Regions from separate parts of the Homo sapiens genome. Here region 2 is linked to region 1. A link is a loop called in an ENCODE intact Hi-C map of the cell type or tissue named here. Cell type or tissue: OCI-LY7. All regions are shown on one strand. Links, peaks and the distances in the headings refer to the core of each region. The heading gives the core; the rest is flanking DNA.

Region 1 (10,887 bases), core at 1,969-9,968:
CTGCCACTGCACCTGGCTAATTTTTTTTTTTTTTTTTTTGTATTTTTAGTAGAGACGGGGTTTCACCGTGGTCTTGATCTCCTGACCTCGTGATCCACCTGCCTTGGCCTCCCAAAGTGCTGGAATTACAGGCGTGAGCCACTGTCTTTTTCTTTTTTTTTTTTTTTTTAAGATGGAGTCTCACTGTCGCCCAGGCTGGAGTGCAGTGGTGCAGTCTTGGCTCACTGCAGCCTCCACCTCCTAGGTTCAAGTGATTCTCCTGCCTCAGCCTTTCAAGTAGCTGGGACTACAGGCGCCTGCCACCACCACGCCCGGCTAATTTTTGTATTTTTAGTAGAGATGGGGTTTTTACCATGTTGGCCAGGCTGGTCTTGATCTCTTGATCTCATGATCTGCCTGCCTCGGCCTCCCAAAGTGCTGGGATTACAGGTGTGAGCCACCGTGCCCGGTCAAAGCACATGATTTTATTCTTTTTTATGGCTGCATAGTATTCCATAGTATATATGTACCACATTTTCTTCCTTTTTTTTTTTTTTTTTTTTGACATGGAGTCTCACTGTCGCCCAGGCTGAAGTGCAGTGGAGTTGATAATTTGCTTCACATCAGGGGACTGAATACACTTTGCTTGGTGCATTTTTCCTTCCATTTTTCAGTGCAAGATGACGAGAATGTTGCAACACTAATGTAACAATGTCAGGTGCATGTTTTCTGCTTTCATTTCATGTTTAAATTACATGCTCCCGATCTTCCTGAAAAGGACTCTTACAAAGTTTACCCATTGAACACACGGTTTCAAATTTCTCTTCTTCCTTTTCCACCCTCCCACCTTTCCTAAGTAAAACTGACTACGGATTACAAGGAAAGAAGAGAAATAGAAAGAAAAAGACATGGCCTCAAAACCTAGATTAAGGCTGGGCACGGTGGTTTACACCTGTAATCCCAGCACTTTGGGAGGCTGAGGCTGGAGGATCACCTGGACTCTGGGAGGCTGAGACGGCAGTGAGCTGTGATCGCACCATTGCAGTCCAGCCTGGACCACAGAGTGAGAACCTGTCTCAACAACAACAAGTGAGGAAGCTGGGTCTCAACCCATGTCAGTGGTAGGGCACAGAGCTTTTATGAGAAATCTGCAAACTGTCAAATGCACCTGCCATGATGTGTGTGTGTGTGTGTGTGTGTGGCACACATTTTCCAAACGTGAAAATTCTGTTGAGATTAATGAAGTGAAAATGTACTGCAGATATATTACCGAATGTAGTAGTTTTAGTCATTAATAATTAGCTTAATGTGGCCAGGGGCGGTCCAGAGTCTGGCTCTGTCACCCAGACTGAGATTGCAGTGGTGCAATCTCAGCTCACTGCAACCTCTGTGTCTGGGTTCAAGCGATTCTCCTGCCTCAGCCTCTCGAGTAGCTGGGATTACAGGCATGCACCCTGACAGCCAGCTAATTTTTGTATTTTTAGTAGAGATGAGGTTTTACCATGTTGGCCAGGCTAGTCTCGAACTCCTGACCTCATGATCCGCCCATCTTAACCTCCCAAAGTGCAGGGATTACAGGTGTGAGCCACTGAATCTGGCCAAAACCTCTTTTCTTTTCCTTTTTCCTTTTTTTTTTTTTTTGAGACAGAGTTTCGCTCTTGTTGCCCAGGCTGGAGTGAAATGGCATGATCTCGCTCACTGTAACCTCTGCTTCCCAGGTTCAAGTGATTCTCCAGCCTCAGCCTCCCGAGTAGCTGAGGTTACCAGCATGTATCACCACACCTGGCTAATTTTGTATTTTTAGTAGAGATGAGGTTTCACCATGTTGATCAGGCTGGTCTTGAACTCCTGACCTGATGATGTGCCTGCCTCAGTCTCCCAAAGTGTTGAGATTATAGGCGTGAGCCACTGCACCTGGCCCAAACCTCTTTTCTTTGTAAATTCCGAGTCTCAGGTAGTTCTTTACAGCAGTGCAAGAATGGACCAATACACTTCCCCATTATCTGCAGGATAAATTCAGTTTCCTGGTTCAGGGTCCAATCTGATATGCTTCAACTTCTATTTCAAATATATCTTCCTGTGATCAGCCAAATGGATCTTGTGATCACTGTGTGCCTCATTGTGACTTCACGTCCAGAAGCTTGAAATATTCTTCCTCCACCTGTCCACCTTCTTGCATTCCGCCTGTCCTTAGAGACACAGTCAAAGGCAATCTTGCATCAAGACCCACTGGTCTATGATGCTCTCTTGCCAGCTCATTGCACGATGAGAAGCAGTCCTGCTATAGGAAGAATCCAGAGACCTCCCATCAAACACCGGTCTTCACTCACTAGCTGGCTGAATGAGTCAGGGTTAAAGCTCACAGCGATACCCAGGAGATCCAGAAATACAGTGAGTGGCCCAGTCAAGATGAAAGTTTACTTTCCATCCATGCTCCATCCAATGAGGTGGGCTCTGTCAAGCCTGAAAAATTTTTTCTCTGGTCCTTTACACAAATATTTTGCGAGTTCCCGACCTCCAGTATCTAAAACGTTCCCAAAGTTACCTTTTCAGTTAAACATAACACCAAAAGGTTCATATTATACCCTGTGTACTGTGTTGAATTTTTAAACACTAACAAGAAAAAACTGGCCAGGCGCAGTGGCTCATGCCTGTAATTCCAGCAATTTGGGAAGCAGAGGTGGGAGAATTGCTTGCGTTCAGCAGTTTGAGACCAGCCTGGGCGACATAGTGAGACTCTGCCTCTAAGAAAAGTAAAAAATTAGCTGGGCATACTGGCCCACACCTGTAATTTTAGCTACGGGGGCTGGAGGATGGCTTGAGCCCAGGAGATGGAGGTTGCAGTGGGCTATGATGGTGCGACTGCACTCCAGCCTGGGCAACAGAGTGTGATCCCATCCCTCAATAAAGAAAGAAAATAATGTTTTTATCAATAGTTAAATCTTTGCCTCCAAAAAGTTAAGCATTTTGGTGATTGTATTGGAAAAAGAAAATGCTGAGAAGTTCAACTTTGTTAATATACTAAGCACTGATTTAATGTTAATTATGGAAATGGCATCAGAAATGATTACTGTTTACAAAAACAAAATCAGGTGATGTATATAACCGTCCAATTAGGTGGGCTCTGTAAAGCCTGAAATATTTTCTATCTTGTTCTTTATACAAATATTTTGTGAGTTCATGACCTCCAGCATCTAAAATGGTCCAAAAGTTACCTTTTAAGTTAAACATAAAACCAAAAGTTTCATATTATACCCTCTGTACTCTGTTGAATGTTTAAAGACTAACAAGAAAACACCGGCCAGGCACAGTGGCTCATGCCTGTAATTCCAGCAATTTGAGAAGCCGAGGGAGCCGAGATTAATATGCTAAGCACTGATTTAATGTTTATAATTACAGAAATGGCACCAGGATTACTGTTTACAAAAAAAAAAAAACAGGTGATACGTGAGGTCTGTCAACCGTGGTTGTGTGTGACCGTGTGCCAATAACTCAGTTATTCCCATTTTCTCATCTGTAAAATGGGTAAAATTAAACTTTCCTCATAAAATGTTCACGGGTATCAAGTAAAATCATATGTGTAAGTATCTAGCAAAATTTAAGGCCAATAACAAGCCATTGATAAATGGCAGCTCTTTTTTAAAAAATTGATCTGAAAACAAATTTTTCTTTTTTTTTTGAGATGGAGTCTCACTCTATCGCCCAGGCTGGAGGGCAGTGGCGCGATCTCAGCTCACTGCAAGCTCTGCCTCCTGGGTTCACGCCATTCTCCTGCCTCAGCCTCCCAAGTAGCTGGGACTGCAGGCACCCGCCACCATGCCCAACTAATCTTTTGTATTTTTAGTAGAGACTGGGTTTCACGGTGTTAGCCAGGATGGTCTCGATCTCCTGACCTCGTGATCCGCCCACCTCAGCCTCCCAAAGTGCTGGGATTACAGGTGTGAGCCATTACGCCCGGCTAATCTTTTGTATTTTTGGTAGAGACTGGGTTTCACCACGTTAGGCAGGATGGTCTCAATCTCCTGACCTTGTCATTCACCCACGTGGGCCTCCCAAAGTGCTGGGATTACAGGCGTGAGCCACCGCGCCCAGCCCTGAAAACATAATTTTGTTTTCAAGTGTTGGGGCTCAGGTTTGTCCATCGTCACAAAAACGTTGTCCATAAAATGTAACAATACCACAACACCGGAAAAATGCTTCCACAAGTGGCTGAGGCAGTAATGAAAGTAATTACACCTGTCACTTCTTTTTCTTGTTGCTGTTATTGTTGTCTAAAGTTTAGCTTGCTTCATTCTTTCCCTTAAACTTTTATCTTAGGTTTGGGGGTACACGTGCAGGTTTGTTGTAGGTCAATTTGTGTCACCGCAGTTTGTTGTACAGATGATTCCATCACCCAGGTATTAAGCCCAGTACCAATAGTTATCTTTTCTGCCCCTCTCCCTCCTCCCACCCTCCACCCTCAAGTAGAGGTGTCTCTTGCTCCCTTCTTTGTGTTCATGAGTTCTCCTCATTTAGCTCCCACTTATTTATTTTTTTATTTTTTTGAGACGGAGTGTCACCCTGTCGCCCAGGCTGGAGTGCAATGGCGTGATCTTGGCTCACTGCAACGTCCGCCTCCCGGGTTCAAATGATTCTTCTGCCTCAGCCTCCCCAGTAGCTGGGATTACAGGTGCCTGCCACCACGCCCGGCTAATTTTTGTATTTTTAGTAGAGATAGGGTTTCACCATGTTGGCCAAGCTGCTCTCAAACTCCTGACCTCGTGATCCACCTGCCTCGGCCTCCCAAAATGCTGGGATTACAGGCCTGAGTGACCGCGCCCGGCCTAGCTCCCACTTATAAGTGACAAAGTGCAGTATTTGATTTTCTGTTACTGCATTAGTTTGCTAAGGGTGATGGCCTCGAGCTCCATCCATATTCCTGTAAAAGACATGATCTCATTCCTTTTTCACAGTTGCATACTATTCCATGCATGCCTGTAATTCCCAAGCATGTAGAAATATTACAACACGATCCAGCGGCATAAAATGTGGTTTGAACCCACCCCCATCCTTTGGTTTTTCTCTTTCCTCCCTTCCCTTAACCTCCTACTTTTAGTTTTTAGCGTGCCTCCTTCTGTTTCTTTTTTATTTTTTTTTTATTGAGACAGAGTCTTGCTCTGTCGCCCAGGCTGCAGTGCAGTGGTGCAATCTCGGCTCACTGCAAGCTCCGCCTCCCGGGTTCACACCATTCTCCTGCCTCAGCCTCTCCGAGTAGCTGGGACCACAGGTGCCCCCAACCGCGCCGGGTTTTTTTTTTTTGTTTTTTTTTTTTTTGTATTTTTAGTAGAGACGGGGTTTCACCGTGGTCTCGATCTCCTGACCTCGTGATCCGCCCGCCTCGGCCTCCCAAAGTGCTGGGATTACAAGCGTGAGCCACCGCGCCCGGCCTGTTTCTTGTATGCTAAGGTTTGCATTACAGCTGGGAAAGTGGAGAAGAGACAATGTTTCTCCTCCAACCGAGTAAACAAAATTACGGGGATTAGAATGTGCCTGCTAAGAGCTCAGTAAACGTCATCTAGTGGTTACTAAGTGACCAAACAGGAAGCTGGGTGTTCATGCAGTCATGCCTGGATTCACTCACACTGCAGCCGCTGGTAGGGACAGACACAGCAGGGTTGGGACAGATTTGGTGGAAGAAATCATAAGCTAAAGAGAAACCCTGGCGTGCAAAACAATCCTTCCTGGCCGGGTGCGGTGGCTCACGCCTGTAATCCCAGCACTTTGGGAGGCCGAGGCGGGCGGATCACAAGGTCAGGAGTTCAAGACCAGCCTGCCCAATATGGTAAAACCCCGTCTCTACTAAAAAAAAAAAAAAAAAAAAAAAATCGCCAGGCGTGGTGGCGGATGCCTGTCGTCCCAGCTACTCGGGAGGCTGAGGCAGGAGAATCGCTTGAACCCGGGAAGCGGAGGTTGTAGTGAGCTGAGATCGGCCCACTGCACTCCAGCCTGGGAGACAGAGCAAGACTCTGTCGGAAAAAAAAAACAAAAACAAAAACAAAAAAACCATTCCTTCCTGGTAGCAGGCCTCATTCATCAGCAGCCCATAAAGGACTCTACTGACTTTTTGTCCTAGGTTAACTACAACCTGTGTCCCAGAAACTGCAGAGAGGCTCCCTTCAGGGTTCCCACGCTCATCCACATACACATACACTCACGCATGCACACGGCTATTCACACTCGTGCATACACATATACATATACATTGCAGGTGTGCACAGGTTTTCACACGCATCTGCACACGCACGCATGCAGCTAAAAGCATATGTGCATTTTACACACGCACACATGCATTCACGCACACATGAGGCATTTGCACACGTGCACGGGTGCACTCTGTGGTCTCTGCCCTTCCTCTCGGCACTGCTTCTCCTTCATGGATCCCTTCCTTTTGTGATTTCAAGAAAGCCTCTTTGGAGAAGGTCTTCCACTCCAACACCAACCTGTCAACCAAAATCCTGCCCCGTGTCGGCAGCACGGCCTTTGTAGATTGCATGCTGGGTCCAAATCACATTCTATGTTGTTTTCAGCAGTGCTCCCCTCGATGTGTGCCACAGCCCTCATCAAGAGGAGTCCAGAGCTGTCGTCATCAGCGCTACGATGCTGATCCTGTCTTTGTCCTCTATTCTCCTCTTTGCATACACAGCCAGCTCATCTACCGAAATGAGAACTCTTGTGTGTCAGGGTCTAAGTGTTTCTCCTCTTTGCAGCCCTGCTTCCACTGAAACCCAGGCATACACATGCATGTACAGATACACTCACACCTGCATGTACACACGTGCGTATACATGCATTGCACACATCGATTCACACATAGGTATGTACACCCATGCACATACACACTGCATATATGTGCAGATTTTCACACATACATGAGGCATCTGCACACGTGCACAGGTGCACTCAGTTTTTCACACTCATGCACACGCAGGCACACATGCATGCACACATATGCACATACATCAATAAATGCATAGCCCACACACATATTTACACATGCACGAAGCATTCTCATACCCATGAATACACGTTCATACATGCACACACAAGCATCCACTCAAGTACACATATTCACACATGCATGTACACACATGCACAGAAACACACATACATGATACACATGCAACCCTTTCACAGTGCATGCACGGTGCACACACACATGCACACATTCACACATGCATGTGTGCATTGAACACGCATTTGCGCATGCACAAGGCATTCACACAATCGTGCATACACATTCACACCTTCATGCACACAAATTCACATATGCATTTGCAGGCATGCAGTGATGTGTGCACACGTGCATTCAGATGCGTGAATTCATGCAAACACACACAAACAACACGCACACATATGGATGCATACACACACATGCATGCATACTGAGACACCCTGAGGCACAGTGAGATGTCTGTAACATAATACAAATTGGGTGGTTACATTTGGCCTCTTGAAATTCAACAAAACCACAATACAATCCAGCATCTTTGGTCCAAAGCAGCTCCTGCCTCCTGACTTCTGCTCCAGTGGTGCGTCTGTTTTCCTAGAGTGTCGTCTGGGGCAACAACGCTTCTTTGAACTTTGCAAAAAGGCTTGGGATGTGTTGACCCAAGTCCAGCTCTGTGATCTCAAATAACTTAGCCAGTCTCTTTTGTTGCTTCTGTCTCACTAAAGAGAATAGGTTCCACTAGAATTTGACCATGGCAACCACAGTCTTTTTTGTTTGTTTGTGTTTGAGACAGAGTCTTGCTCTGTCACCCAGACTGCAATGCAGTGGCAAGATCTCGGCTCACTGCAACCTCCGCCTCCTGGGTTCAAGCGATTCTCCTGTCTCAGCCTCCGGAGTAGCTGGGATTACAGGCACGCACCAACACGCTCAACTAATTTGTGTGTTTTTAGTAGAGACAGGGTTTCACCAACTTGGTCAGGCTGGTCTCGAACTCCTGACCTCACGTGAGCCACCTGCCTCTGCCTCCCAAAGTGCTGGGATGACAGGCGTGAGCCACCGCGCCTGGCTGGCAACCACAATCTTGAGCAGTTGCTCTGATTTTATTCTCATAACTTAGGGGTATTTGTTGTTACCCCAGCACAGAATGGAAAACTGGTGCATGGGGTGGTTTAATAACCTGTGCAGGGTCAGGCAGGTGGAAAATAGCAGGTATGATTCAACCTTGTTTCTCTCTCTAGGTGGTCCTGTCGACCGTCGCTTGACCTGGCTGATTCCGAAGCTGCCTTCTGGCGCAGACATCCTACACTGCTGGATTCCTCCTCCATCTTTTGCTCCTCAGTTATCCGATGTGGAGGGAATCCCTCCCTCTCAAGTCATTGCCACCTTCTGTCCACGTTACCAAATGAGGTCACTGGTCCTCATCTGTGGGTTCCTTCATGCAGCGTTGCACGCCTCCACAAGCACGTTGCCGTTTCGAGAACTCTGGCTAGTGATGTCACATCGTTGATGAGAGGCCACGTGGTCCTTCAGGTGGAAGCTGTGAATGAACATCCTCCCAGCCTGGATGTGGAGAAACAGGAACGCTTTTACACTGTTGGTGGGAGTGTTAACTAGTTCAACCATTGTGGAAGACAGTGTGGCGATTCCTCAAGGACGTTGAACCAGAAAGACCATTTGACCCAGCCATCCCATTACTGGGTATATACCCAAAGGATTATAAATCATGCTGCTATAAAGACACATGCACACGTATGTTTATTGTGGCACTGTTCACAATAGCAAAGACTTTGGAACCAACCCAAATGCCCATCAATGGTAGACTGGATAAAGAAAATGTGGCACATACACAGCATGGAATTCTATGCAGCCATAAAAAAGGATGAGTTCATGTCCTTTGCAGGGACATGGATGAAGGTGGAAACCATCCTTCTCCAGAAACCAACACAGGAAGAGAAAACCAAACACTGCATGTTCTCACTTATAAGTGGGAGTTGAACAATGAGAACACATGGACACAGGGAGGGGAACATCACACACTAGGGCCTGCCGGGGAGGTGGGAGGCTAGGGGAGGGAGAGCATTAGGACAAATACCTAATGTAGATGATGGGTTGATGGGTGCAGCAAACCACCATGGCACGTGCATACCTACGTAACAAACCTGCACGTTCTGCACACGTACCCCAGAACTTAAAGTAGAATTAAAAGAAAAAAAAAAGAAAACAAGAAAAGAAAATCATCCCAACCTGATACGGTATCAGGTTGCGCTGGTCATTTTATCATGTATCTCACTGGGATCTGAACTCATGCCAAGCTGGCTACAAGCCCCTCTGTGTGTAAGACACTCCCTGCAGCTTCAGGGAGGTCAGAAGCTACACACACACACACACACACACACACACACACACACACACACACACATCCTGTATAGCTCCATCATCAAATGCCTGGAGGCTCCAGAAATGCGTGATGCCCCCAGGGTGGTCGAAAGACTCAGCCACGGGGCTCCAATTTCTGTTCCCTCCCCTAAGCAACCAACTTCCCTTTTTTTTTTTTTTGAGATGGAGTCTCTCTCTGTCACCAGGCTGGAGTGCAGCGGCACGATCTCAGCTCACTGCAACCTTCGTCTTCTGGGTTCAAGCGATTCTCCTGCCTCAGCCTCCTGAGTAGCTAGGACTACAGGCACCTGCCACCCCGCCTGGCTAATTTTTGTATTTTTAGTAGAAACAGGGTTTCACCATGTTGGCCAGGATGGTCTCGATCTCCTTGAAGGAAGAGAGAGACCCTCTCATATTGTTTTATATACTCAGCACCTGTTTTAAGAAGAAACAACAAGGAAGTAAAACCAAAGACAGGCAGCCCGGCGCCAGGCCTGAAACCAGGCCTGGGGCTGCCGGCCCTAAACCCAGTAGTTAAAAATCAACTCATAACTTAGAAACCGATGTTATTCATAGATTCCAGACATCGTATAGAAGAACACTGTGAAACTCCCTGCCCGTTCTGTTTCTCTCTGACCACAGGTGCATGCAGCCCCTGTCACGTACCCCTTGCCTGCTCAAATCAATCATGACCCTTTCATGTAAAATCTTTAGTGTTGTGAGCCCTTAAAAGGGACAGAAATTGTGCATTCGGAGAGCTCAGATTTTAAGGCAGTAGCTTGCCAATGCTCCCAGCTGAATAAAGCCCTTCCTTCTGCAACTCGGTGTCTGAGAGGTTTTGTCTGCAGCTCGTCCTGCTACATCCTGACCTTGTGATCCACTCGCCTCGGCCTCCCAAAGTGCTGGGATTACAGGCGTAAGCCACCGCGCCCGGCCCTTCCCTCCTTTTTATCTGGTCTCTCTACTCTCAGCCGCACCCCAACAGTTTGCCTTTCCTTCCTCACTGTTCATGCCTCGTGTTACCCTCAATTCCCAGATGCTTAGATGCCCTGTCCAAACTGGGCAATGTCAGTCCGCTGCTCCAGCACCTCCGCCTCCTCCGGCTCCTGGAATGAAATTCAGCCCAAGGCCCTGACATGCAGGGGTGACTCTTGGATTCGGCCACAGTGCCCTCCCTCGCTCCTGGAATCGCTACGTCAGTTCTTGCCTCGGGGTCTTTGTGTGTGCTGTTCCCTCTGATTGGAATACTCTCCTCTCACTACCCCCATATCCGTGTGGCCCTCACCTTCTCATCAAGAGGGTCTTTGGCTTCAGGGTCAACCCTTCCCTCACCTTCTCTCACCACTCTCTAGAAGCTTCTCTCCGGTACCTTCCTTCAGCTTTCTTCTTGGCTCTCAACATTCTCTGGCTATATTCATGTCTGCGAGTATGCCTACGTCTAATTCCACATCCACACTCACATCTACCTGCATTTACACCTGTATCTATCATCTACCTGTCTATCCATTTATCTATTTACCTACGTATCTGCCTATCTAGCTATG
Region 2 (10,887 bases), core at 1,651-9,650, 340 kb after region 1:
TTCCTTCCTTCCTCTCTTTCTTTCTTCTCTTTCTTTTTTCTTTTGCTTGCTTTCTCTCTCTCTCGTTTTCTTTTTCTCTTTTTCTTTCCCTTTTCTCTTTTTTCTCCTTACTCTTCTCTTTTTCTCTCTCTTTTTCTCTTCTCTTTCTCTTTCTTTTTCTTTCTCCTTTGTTTCTCTTTCTCCTTTCTCTTTCTTTTTCTTTCTCTTCTCTCTCTCTCTCTCTCTCTCTGTCTCTGTGTCTCTCTCTTCCTGTTGAGGTCTCATTCTGTTGCTCAGGCTTAAGTGCAGTGGCACAGTCATAGCTCACTGCAGCCTCAATCTCCCAGGCTCAACGGATCCTCCTGCCTCAGCCTCTCAAGTCATTGGTACTACAGGCACACGCCACCACGTGTGACTAATTAAAAAAAATTTTTTTTGCTGTAATCCCAGCAGTTTGTCAGGCTGAGGCGAGTGGATCACTTGAGGAATTCGAGACGAGCCTGGCCAACATGGTGAAAACCCGTCTCTACTAAAAATACAAAAATTAGTCGGGCATGGTGGCATGCACCTGTAGTCCCAGCTACTGAGGAGGCTGAGGCAAAAGAATCACTTGAACCTAGGGAGGTCGGGAGGTGGAGGTTGCAGTGAGCTGAGATCGTGCCACTGCACTCCAGCCTGGGCGACAGAGCAAGTCTCCAACTAAAAAAAAAAAAAAAAAAAAAATTTATAGAGATGGAGTCTCACCATGTTGCCCAGGCAGGTCTCAAAGTCCTGGCCTCAAGGATCCTCCCTCCTTGGTTTCCCAAACTACTGGAATTACAGGCATGAGCGACCACACCTGGTCTCATGTTTTATTTTGTGTTTCAGTGTTTAATTCCTCAAAGTCATGGGCCCTGTGGCTGAGCACTGGTACATGCCTAGGCAGAGGTTATCCCCAGAGTAAACTCTCATAAAGAGGTATTCTGGGCCGGGTGCAGTGGCTCGCGCCTGGAATCCCAGCACTTTGGGAGGCTGAGGCGGGTGGATCACCTGCAGTCAGGAGTTTGAGACCAGCCAGCCCAACATAGTGAAACCCTGTCTCTACTAAGAACTACAAAAATTAGCCGGGCATGGTGGCAGACACCTGCAATCTCAGCTACTCGGGAGGCTGAGGCAGGAGAATCCCTTGAAGTTGGGAAGCGGAGGTTGCAGTGAGCCGAGATCATGCCACTGCACTCCAGCCTGGCGACAGAGTGAGATTCCATCTTAAAAAAAAAAAAAAAAAAAAAAAAAAAAAGTTGTCCTGTGCATTAGTGGATGGTTTCCGTGGAGTTTGGGATACAATGTCTGGGAAGTGCTGAAAGATTCTGAGCTGAATTATCCGCCATCCGCTTTATATAATGCTTCACATTATCAGACTCCTCACACCTTAATGATCCCTGAGCACATCTTTGAATATCATTGTGAAAAATCCCCAGAATTCATAGGGTAAGATGTTAATGAAAAGTCAATACCATTTCATGTATATCTCAGCCTCTGTCTTGGCTGGTGTTCTCAACTGGCTGTGAGCATGAAACATCCTCAAGGCTTTTTCTTTTTTCCTTTTTTTTCTTTTTTGAGATGGAGTCTCGCTCTCGTCCCCCAGGCTGGAGTGCAGTGGCAGATCTCAGCTCACTGCAACCTCCACCTCCCGGGTTCAAGTGATTCTCCTGCCTCAACCTCCCCAGTAGCTGGGATTACAGGTGCCCATCACCATGCCCAACTAATTTTGTATTTTTAGTAGAGATGGCATTTCACCATGTTGGCCAGGCTGGTCTCAAACTCCTGACCTCAGGTGATCCATCCACCTTTGCCTCCCAAAGTGCTGGGATTACAGGTGTGAGCCACTGCGCCCGGCCCTCAATGCTTTTTTTATCAAAAAATTCTAAATTATTTGGGCAACTTTTTGACAATAAGGATGTTCTACAATACATGCCTGTGATACTTTATATTTTTAGAGTGCCAAGTATCAAATCTGTTTCCATCACAAATAATATCCACCAGCTGGAATGTGTGGAGACAGCATTGCTCTGTTAAGTTCCATTAAAGGTGTTATTAGCATCTATATTAATCTGGGTTCTCCAGAGAAACAGTACCAATGGGATGGATGGATGGATACATAGATCAATAGATAGATATATTGATAGATATTAATAGATAATACATAGATGATAGACACAATGGGATGGATAGATATTAATAGATAATACATAGATAATAGATAAAATGGGATGGATGGATAGATAGATTTTTTTTTTTTTTTTGAGACAGAGTCTCACTCTGTCACCCAGGCCGGAGTGCAGTGGCATGATCTCAGCTCACTGTAGCCTCCACCTCCCAGATTCAAGCAATTCTCCTGCCTCAGCCTCCTGAGTAGCTGGGACTACAGGTGCCCACTACCATGCCCTGTTAATTTTTGTATTTTTAGTAGAGACAGGGTTTCACCATATTGGCCAGGCTGGTCTCAAATTCCTTACCTCGTGATCCACCTGCCCCTGCCTCCCAAAGTGCTGGGATTACAGGCGTAAGCCACTGCACCCAGCAATAGATAGATATTAATAGATAATACATAGATGATAGATACAATGGGATGGATGGATAGACAAATAGATATTAATAGATAATAACCAGATGATAATTGATTGATTGATAGATCTGGGCAGTATGTGCAACAAAGGTATGGCTCATCTGTTTGGCCGCTGCGTGCTCAAACCCCTTACAGGATGGAGAGCACGCAGACGGACAGATGCAGAAGCCGGGGCAAACACTTTGGGGATCTGGCCCCATGGTAGCATGAAGGGCTGGGTGCCTGCAACTCCTGAAGCCCAAGTTGTTGTGTGTTACAGTGCATTCTTTTGGCTTTGCTGTCCGCAGACAACTTGAGTGTTTGCTCTCTGTGGACAGCTTGTGCCTCCTTGGTGGCCAAGTCCTTGTCAGTGTCCTGGAAGAATCAGGTCACCCATGGACTTGAAGGATGATGAATGCAGGGGTTTTATTGAGTGGTGGAGGTGGCTCTCAGCTGGATGGATGGGGAGCTGGAAAGGGAATGGAGTGGGAAGATGGTCTTCCCCTGGAGTTTGGCCGTCCAGCAGCCGATCTCTCCAACCGTCCCCAGCTAAACTCCTCTCAGCATTCAGACACTCCTTCTCTTCTTTCTGCCAATCTTTTGCTCTTCGGTTCGTCTCCTCCTGGAGCCAGGGGTTTGGGATTTATATGGGTACAGGATGGGGGGAGTGGGGGGCCAAAAGGCAACGTTTGGGTGTGAATACAGGCATGCCTGTTCTCATTTCAGGCTGTGGGTTTCCAGGCGTGAGGGTGGGGCCTTTGCTGGGGAACCACCCTCTTCTACCCAGTATTTCCCTGTCTCCTGCCTGTATCACCTTCAGGGTGATCATTTCCTCATGCCTTGGGGGCAAGCCTGACAGCTCATTGTTGGGATTGATGCTATGGTCATTAGTATGTTTATTATTATTTTTAATCAGTATCACAATTGCATCTCTCGAGCCCACAAAGCTTTGATGGGCACAGAACTATGATTTTCATCCACAAGGACATGAAAGCATCAAGGAACTGCTATTTCAGGGCAGAGGTTTATTTTCACTTTGGTTTTGTTTACAAGGAGTTTTAGAGATTGGAGTTTCCAGGAATACAAATCACAGGTTTCCACCTATGAGAACGATATGCAGAGACAACCCCCTGCCCAGTCTGGCAGGTGTGTTCCCAGACCGAACCGAGTGTCAGACCGCTTATTGTCATGGCCCCATAATGAGACGCAGATGAATTGGGAAAGAACAGAGTTTATTTCTGTAACTGGGTACAGGGAGAAGGCTGGGAAAATATCGCCAGACCAACTCCAAATTACAAAATTTTCCAGACCTTATGTATCTTCTAAAATATATGTCTACATATAAGTGTGTATCCATCTAAAGACATAAGTGAGGCCGGGCGCGGTGGCTCACGCCTGTCATCCCAGCACTTTGGTATGCCAAGATGGGCGGATCACCTGAGGTCAGGAGTTCTAGACCAACCTGGCCAACATAGTGAAATCCCATCTCTACTAAAAAGACAGAAATTAGCTGGGAGTGGTGGCATGCACCTGTAGTCCCAGCTACTTGGGGGTGGGGGTGGGGGCCGAGGCAGGAGAATCACTTGAACCCGGGAGGCGGAGGTTGCGGTGAGCTGAGATTGCGCCATGGCACTCTAGCCTGGGGGACAAGAGCGAGAGGTCTCAAAAAAAAAAAAAAAAGACATAAGTGATTCACTTCTTCTAATCTGTAACTAAGGTCTGAGTCCTGAAGACCTTCCTCTGGAGCCTCAGTAAATTGACTTAATCTAGATGGTTCCAGGTGCTGGGGTGATTACCCTTATCTTGTCTCCTGCTAAATCATGGAGGTTTGGGGAGTTCCTTTAGACCCCCAATAAAACTTGTTTGTGGAGGCCTGCAGAGTTCCTTCAGAACCCCAGTAAAACTTGTTTAATCTGAAACAGGTCCTGTTAAGAATTCCTTCGTTATCTTTTCATGCTTTAAGGCCCAGGAAAGCCCCGGGCAAAACTCTTGGTGGGCTTTTGTTACATTCCAGCCTTTGTATAAGGGCACTGGTTGTTTCAGCTTTTAATATGTAACTCCACTGGTCAGTGAGTGCTGAAACGGTTGCCACGGAGGCCTGCCTGTTCAGCTGTTAGTGAGACCTGGCCTGCCACAGGTGGGTCTGATGAAACTTTCCAGCCCCTGTCCTGAAATTTGACTTTAGAGAAGTTGCATACCAGTTCAGTTTCTTGTTTGTTTGTTTGTTTGTTTTGACACGGAGTCTCACTCTGTTGCCCAGGCTGGAGGGCAGTAGTACAATCTTGGCTCACTAGAGTGCAGTAGTACAATCTTGGCTCATCTGCCTCCCGGGTTCAAGCAATACTCCTGCCTCAGCATCCTGAGTAGCTAGGATTACAGGCACACACCACCACGCCCAGCTAATTTTTGTATTTTTAGTAGAGACAGGGTTTCACCATGTTGGCCAAGCTGGTCTCAAACTCCTGACCTCAAGTAATCTGCCCATCTCGGCCTCCCAAAGTGCTGGAATTACAGGCATGAACCACCACACCCGGCCCCAGCTCAGTTTCTTAAGGACTCTGTAACAAGGGAGGGAGAACATCGCCAATTTGGGGCATTCCTTCTGATGCTGAAGGTGCATGATTCTTGCTGTTTCTAACTCTGAGTTCCAGAGGTGGTTTTTTCAGAAGCAGAGCCTCAGCTGGGCACGGTGGCTCACACCCATAATCCCAGCACTTTGGGAGGCCGAGGCAAGAGGATCACTTGAGGCCAGGAGTTCAAGACCGGCTTGAGCAACAGAGCGAAGCCTCATGTCTACTGAAAATTAAAAAAAAAAAAAAAAAAAAATGAGCTGGCTGTGGTGGCCTGCACCTGTGGTCCCAGCTACTTGGGATGCTGAGGTGGGAGGATGGCTTGAGCTGTGATGGTACTATTGCAGCCTGGACAACAAAGCAAAACCCTGTCTCAGACACACACACACACAAAAGAAGCAGAAGAAGTTGTTTGGAGCCAGGATGGCTCATTTGCCCACAGGAACTCACAGGAAGTCTGAAAATAGTCAGGTAGAGCACATAGAAGCTGCAACAGCTGTGAGCTCCCCCCAGAGTCCCTGAGCACATCTCTATCGCGCGTGGGGGCTGCTGATGCTGGTATCATTTCCAAAACAATAAGTCAGGATCTCCCAGACAGACGGGAGTGCTGCCGACAGCCTTCTCTGTTTTTCTTTTTTTAAAATTTTTAGTTATTCTACGTATGAAAACCAAAAAGTACCTGAGACAAGTCTCCATCAATTTAGAAAGTTTATTTTGCCAAATTTGAAGATGCAGCCTCAGGAACTCCTGACAACATGTCCCCAAAGTGTTTGGGGCACAGCTTGCTTGGTTTTATGCATCTTAGGGAGGCATGAGACATCAATCAGTCTATGGAAGATGTACATTGGTTCTGTCCGGAAAGGTGGCACAACTCGAGGCAGGGAGAGAGCCTGCATTTCATAGGCTGATAAGAGACAAATGGTTGCTTTCTTTCGAGTTTCTGATTAGCCTTGTACTGAAAGCACGATGTACAGGAATACTCACTTATGCCTTAGTCTGGCTTAGTGAAACAAGAGGGTAGAGGAAGCAATCAGGTATGCATTTGTCTCACGTGAGCAGAGGGATAACTTTGAGTTCTATTTATTTATTTTATTTATTTTAAGACAGAATCTTGCTCTTGTTGCCCAGGCTGGAGTGCAGTGGCGCGATCTCAGCTCACTGCAACCTCTGTACCCTGGGTTCAAGCGATTCTCCTGCCTCAGCTCCTCGAGCAGCTGGGATTACAGGCACCTGCCACCATGCTTGGCTAATTTTTGTATGTTCAGTAGAGATGGGGTTTCCCCATGTTGGCCAGGCTGGTCTCGAACTTCTGACCTCAGGTGATTGATCCACCTGCCTCAGCCTCCCAAAGTGCTAGGATTTACAGGTGTGAGCCACCACACCCGCCTTAACTATGAGTTATTTCTGTCCTTTGTCTACAAGGAATTTCCCTGTGGGGATATTATGAGGGAAGCATGTAGCTTTTAAACAAATCTTTGTAACTATCTTATTTTAGAATAGAATGGGAGACGGGTTTGCCCAAAACAGCTCCCAGATCGACTTTTCCCTTTGGCTAAGTGATTCTGGGATCCCGAGATTTATTTTCCTTTCACACATACATAATAGTTGTACAAATTTATGGGGTACATGTGAGATATATATATATATACATACATATACATATATATATTTTTTTACTTTACGTTCTGGGATACAGGTGCAGAACGTGCAGGTTTATTACATAGGTATACATGTGCCATTGTGGTTGGCTGCACCCATCAACCCATCATCTAGATTTTAAGCCCCGTATGCATTAGGTATTTGTCCTAATGCTCTCTCTCCCCTTGCCCCCCACCCACCCCACATGTGATATTTTGATATCAGCATAGAATGTGTCATGATGAAATCAGGATAATTAGGGTACCCATCACCTTAAGCATTTATAATTTCTTTGTGGAAATCACATTCCAATTCCACTCTTTCAGTTATTTTGAAATACACAATAAATTATTGTGAATACAGTCACCCTATGGTTTGGCCAAACACTAGACTGTATTTCTTTTATCCAACTGTATTTTTGTACCCATGAACCATCCTCTCTTAATCATCCCCTCCCACTAACCTTCCCAGTCCCCAGTCACCATCATTCTACTCTCTATCTCCGTGAGTTCAATTTTTTAAGCTCTCACATATGAGTGACGACAAGCAATGTTCTCTTTGACATTTTCCCCTGTCCTTCATTCCATCAAACAAACCTCATTTTACCATGATGCCACCATGATATAATAACAGCTGCACATGCAAAGCCATTGATTGTAACATGACTTCATGACCTGTGCATAAAAAAGCATGCTAGTGTAATCCCAGCACTTGGGGAGGCCAAGGCGGGTGGATCACAAGGTCAGGAGTTCAAGACCAGCCTGGCTAATATGCTAAAAAACCGTCTCTACTAAAAAAAAAATACAAAAATTAGCCAGGCATGGTGGTGGGCGCCTGTAATCCCAGCTGCTTGGGAGGCTGAGGCAGGAGAATCTCTTGAACCCGGGAGGCAGAGGTTGCAGTGAGCCAAGATCGTGTCACTGTACTCCAGTCTGGGTGACAGAGTGAGATTCCGTCTCAAAAAACAAAAAAAAAAAAACAAAAAAAAAAACCCAAAAAAACATGCTAGTTATGGCCCATCTTTGCTTGTGAAGGATAAAAATGATTATAAATTTTTCCCTTTCTGGCCAGGTGCAGTGGCTCATGCCTGTATTCCCAGCACTTTGGGAAGCCGAGGTGGGAAGATCACTTGAGCTCAGGAGTTCAAGACCAGCTTGAGTAACATGGCGAAACTCTGTCTCTCAAAAATACAAAAAATTAGCCAGGCATGGTGGCATGCATCTGTGATGCCAGCTACTTGAAAGCTGAGGTGGGAGAATCATTTGAGCCCAGGAGGCGGAGATGGCAGTGAGCCGTGACTGCATCACTGCACTCCAGCCTAAGCCACAGAGCGAGAACCTGTCTCAAAAACAAAAACAAAACAAAAAAGAAATGCTTCTTTTCAGCCTCAAGCTTGATTGGTCTTTCCTACTCTGGGCTTTAGACAAGGGATGGTCAGTTTTCTGAAGCTGTATTTATTCAAAGTTCTGCACAGTTTTACTTTAGCAAATTTCAGACAATGAACATTGTAGGGTTTTTTTGTTGTTTTTGACCTTTTGAGATCCTTAGTTTTGGAAGCAGCTGTGATCGTTTCAGTGACTATGTGGGCACTCATAGAATGTTTATATCTGAAGTGTCTGGTGTTGGGGGGGAGATTAAAGAGATGGTGTCTTTGAAATCTGTTTCTAAATCTGTTATCCAGTTTAAAATTCTCTTTCATTGTAACGAGCAGAAAGACAATAAGAACAGGTGCAGAGAAGGCAGGCTGTGTTGTTCTTTCTTCAGAGTGGGAAGCTTCGTAAGATTCAGGGGCTGGCAGTCACCAAACCCCACATAAACCTGTCTGTGTGCTTTCATTGAAAGTATACTTTAGGCTGGGCATGGTGGCTCACGCCTGTAATTCCTGCACTTTGGGAGGCCGAGGCGGGTGGATCACCTGAGGTCAGGAGTTCAACACCAGCCTGGCCAACATGATGAAACCCCATCTCTACTAAAAATACAAAAAATTAGCCAGACATGGTGGCAGGCACCTGCCATCCCAGCTACTCGGGAGGCTGAGGCAGGAGAATCACTTGAACCCAGGAGGAGGAGGTTACAGTGAGCTGAGATTGCGCCACTATACTCCAGCCTGGGCAACAAGAGCAAAACTTCGTCCCAAAAAAAAAAAAAAAAAAAGAAAATGTACTTTAAACAGCTAATGATGACTACATTTTTGTTTCAGCTCCAATGTATCTTTCTAAGGTCAGATTTCTTCCTTCCTTCCTTTCTCTTTCTCTCTTTCTCTTTCTTTTCTTTTTTTCTCTTCCTTCCTTTCTTTCTCTTTCTTTCTTTCTCTTTCTTTCTCTTTCTTTCTTTCTTCTCTTTGTTCTTTCTCTCCTTCTTCTTATTCTTTTTTCTTCTTCCCCTCCCTCCCTCCCTTCCCTCCCTCCCTCCGTCCCTCCCTCCCTCCCTTCCTTCTTTTTTCTTTTCCTTTCTTTTTTTTTCTTTCTTTCTTTCGAGATGGGGTCTTGCTATGTTAACCAGGCTGGTCTTAAACACCTGGCCTCAAGCAATCCTCCCGTCTTGGCCTCCCAAAATGCTAGGATTACAGGCATGAGCTACTGTGTCCAGCCTGAGGTTTCTGTCTTCATTCTCCATTGCATGCTTGTCCACCATAGAGTCTATTCAACTACATGTTCTGTAAAAGCATCATAATGGAAAAACAGTTTTTCTTTGCTTTACATTCCCATATGTTCCATGTATGAAATCCAGAAAAGGCTAAGTTCTCAGACATGATCTGCTCCTGTCGGAATTCTAAGGACTGAGGGAGAGTACATTATTCTCACATTCTAAGTCTTAAAGTCATTCTCAGTGCTTTCACTTTCAACATTTTTGTCTGAACGATGACCGCACGTTCATTTTTCAGGGTGCATTTTGGTCTCCAGTTTAAATATCCTATCTGTGAGGCCGGGCATGGTGGCTCATGCCTGTAATCCCAGCACTTTGGGAGGCCAAGGTTGGTGGGTCACGAGGTCAGGAGATCGAGACCATCCAGGCTAACATGATGAAACCCCGTCTCTACTAAAAATACAAAAAATTACCTGGGCATGGTGGCGGGTGCCTGTAGTCCCAGCCACTCAGGAGGCTGAGGCAGGAGAATCACTTGAACCCGAGAGGCAGAGGTTGCAGTGAGCAGAAATCGCGCCACTGCACTCCAGCTTGGGTGACGACAGAGCGACACTCTTTCTCAAAAAAAAAAAAAAAATCCTATGTATGTTCCATCTCTTCTTTATTTCTATGATATGGAATGTGACATGGTTTGGATTTGTGTCTCTGCCCAAAGCTCACGTTGAATTGTCATCTGTGGTGTTGGAGGTGGGGCCTGGTGAGAGGTGGGTGAATAACAGGGGTTGTTTCTAATGGCTTACCATCATCCCCCAGTGCTGTCTTGTGATAGAATTTTGTTTGTTTGAGATGTAGTTTTGCTCTTGTAGCCCAGGCTGGAGTACAATGGCACAATCTCCACTCACTGAAACCTCTGACTCCTGGGTTCAAGCGATTCTCCTGCCTCAGTGTCCAGAGTAGCTGGGATTACAGGCGCCTGCCACCAAGCCTGGCTAATTTTTCTATTTTTAGTAGAGATGGGGTTTCACCATGTTGGTCAGGCTGATCTTGAACTCCTGACCTCAAGTGATCCCCCTGCCTCAGCCTCCCAAAGTGCTGGGATTAGAGGCGTGAGCCACCGCACCCGGCCTCGTGATAGAGTTCTCAGGAGATCTGGTTGTTTAAAAGTGTGTGGCACCTTCTCCTTCACTCTCTCTCTCCTGCTCCACCATGTGAAGATGTGTGCGCTTCACCTTTCCCTTCACCACGACTGTAAGTTTGCTGAGGCCTCCCCAGGAGCAGAAGCATGTACAGCCGGCAGAACTGTGAGGCCTCCACAGCCATGCTTACTGTACAGCCTGTGAATCTGTGACTCAATTAAACCTCCTTTCTTTATGAAATACCCAGTCTCAGGTAGTTCTTTATAGCAATGTGAGAACAAACTAATACAGAAAGAAAATTTTTTCCTGATGAGAAAATGTCTGACAGTTTTCCTCAAAATTTGTATCGTTGTACAGATGTCCAAGTTGGTAGCTCAGGAAGTCTGTAATTACC

Evidence for each region. Hi-C counts contacts between places; a loop is a spot of excess contacts. Peaks named below come from ENCODE experiments on the same cell type or tissue, not always from the same donor. Only the 100,000 strongest peaks of a DNase experiment are listed, where the experiment ranks them.
Region 2: it touches region 1 in a loop (5-fold over the local background); 1 of 110 quality-filtered maps calls a loop at or near these places.

What each region holds. Positions count from the first base shown.
Region 1 is chrX:2,169,310-2,180,196 of GRCh38, forward strand. No RefSeq gene overlaps it. Among named protein-coding and RNA genes, the nearest start is that of DHRSX, 330 kb to the right of the region's middle. In OCI-LY7, for the core only: no CTCF peak of the experiment used is centred there; DNase peaks (open chromatin) are centred at 5,204, 5,562, 9,482 and 9,912; H3K4me3 peaks cover 2,022 bases; H3K27ac peaks cover 2,995 bases.
Region 2 is chrX:2,508,752-2,519,638 of GRCh38, forward strand. No RefSeq gene overlaps it. Among named protein-coding and RNA genes, the nearest start is that of ZBED1, 13 kb to the left of the region's middle. In OCI-LY7, for the core only: CTCF peaks have their summits at 4,824, 5,045 and 5,680; DNase peaks (open chromatin) are centred at 5,580, 6,050, 8,050, 8,490 and 2 weaker places; H3K4me3 peaks cover 3,518 bases; H3K27ac peaks cover 6,353 bases.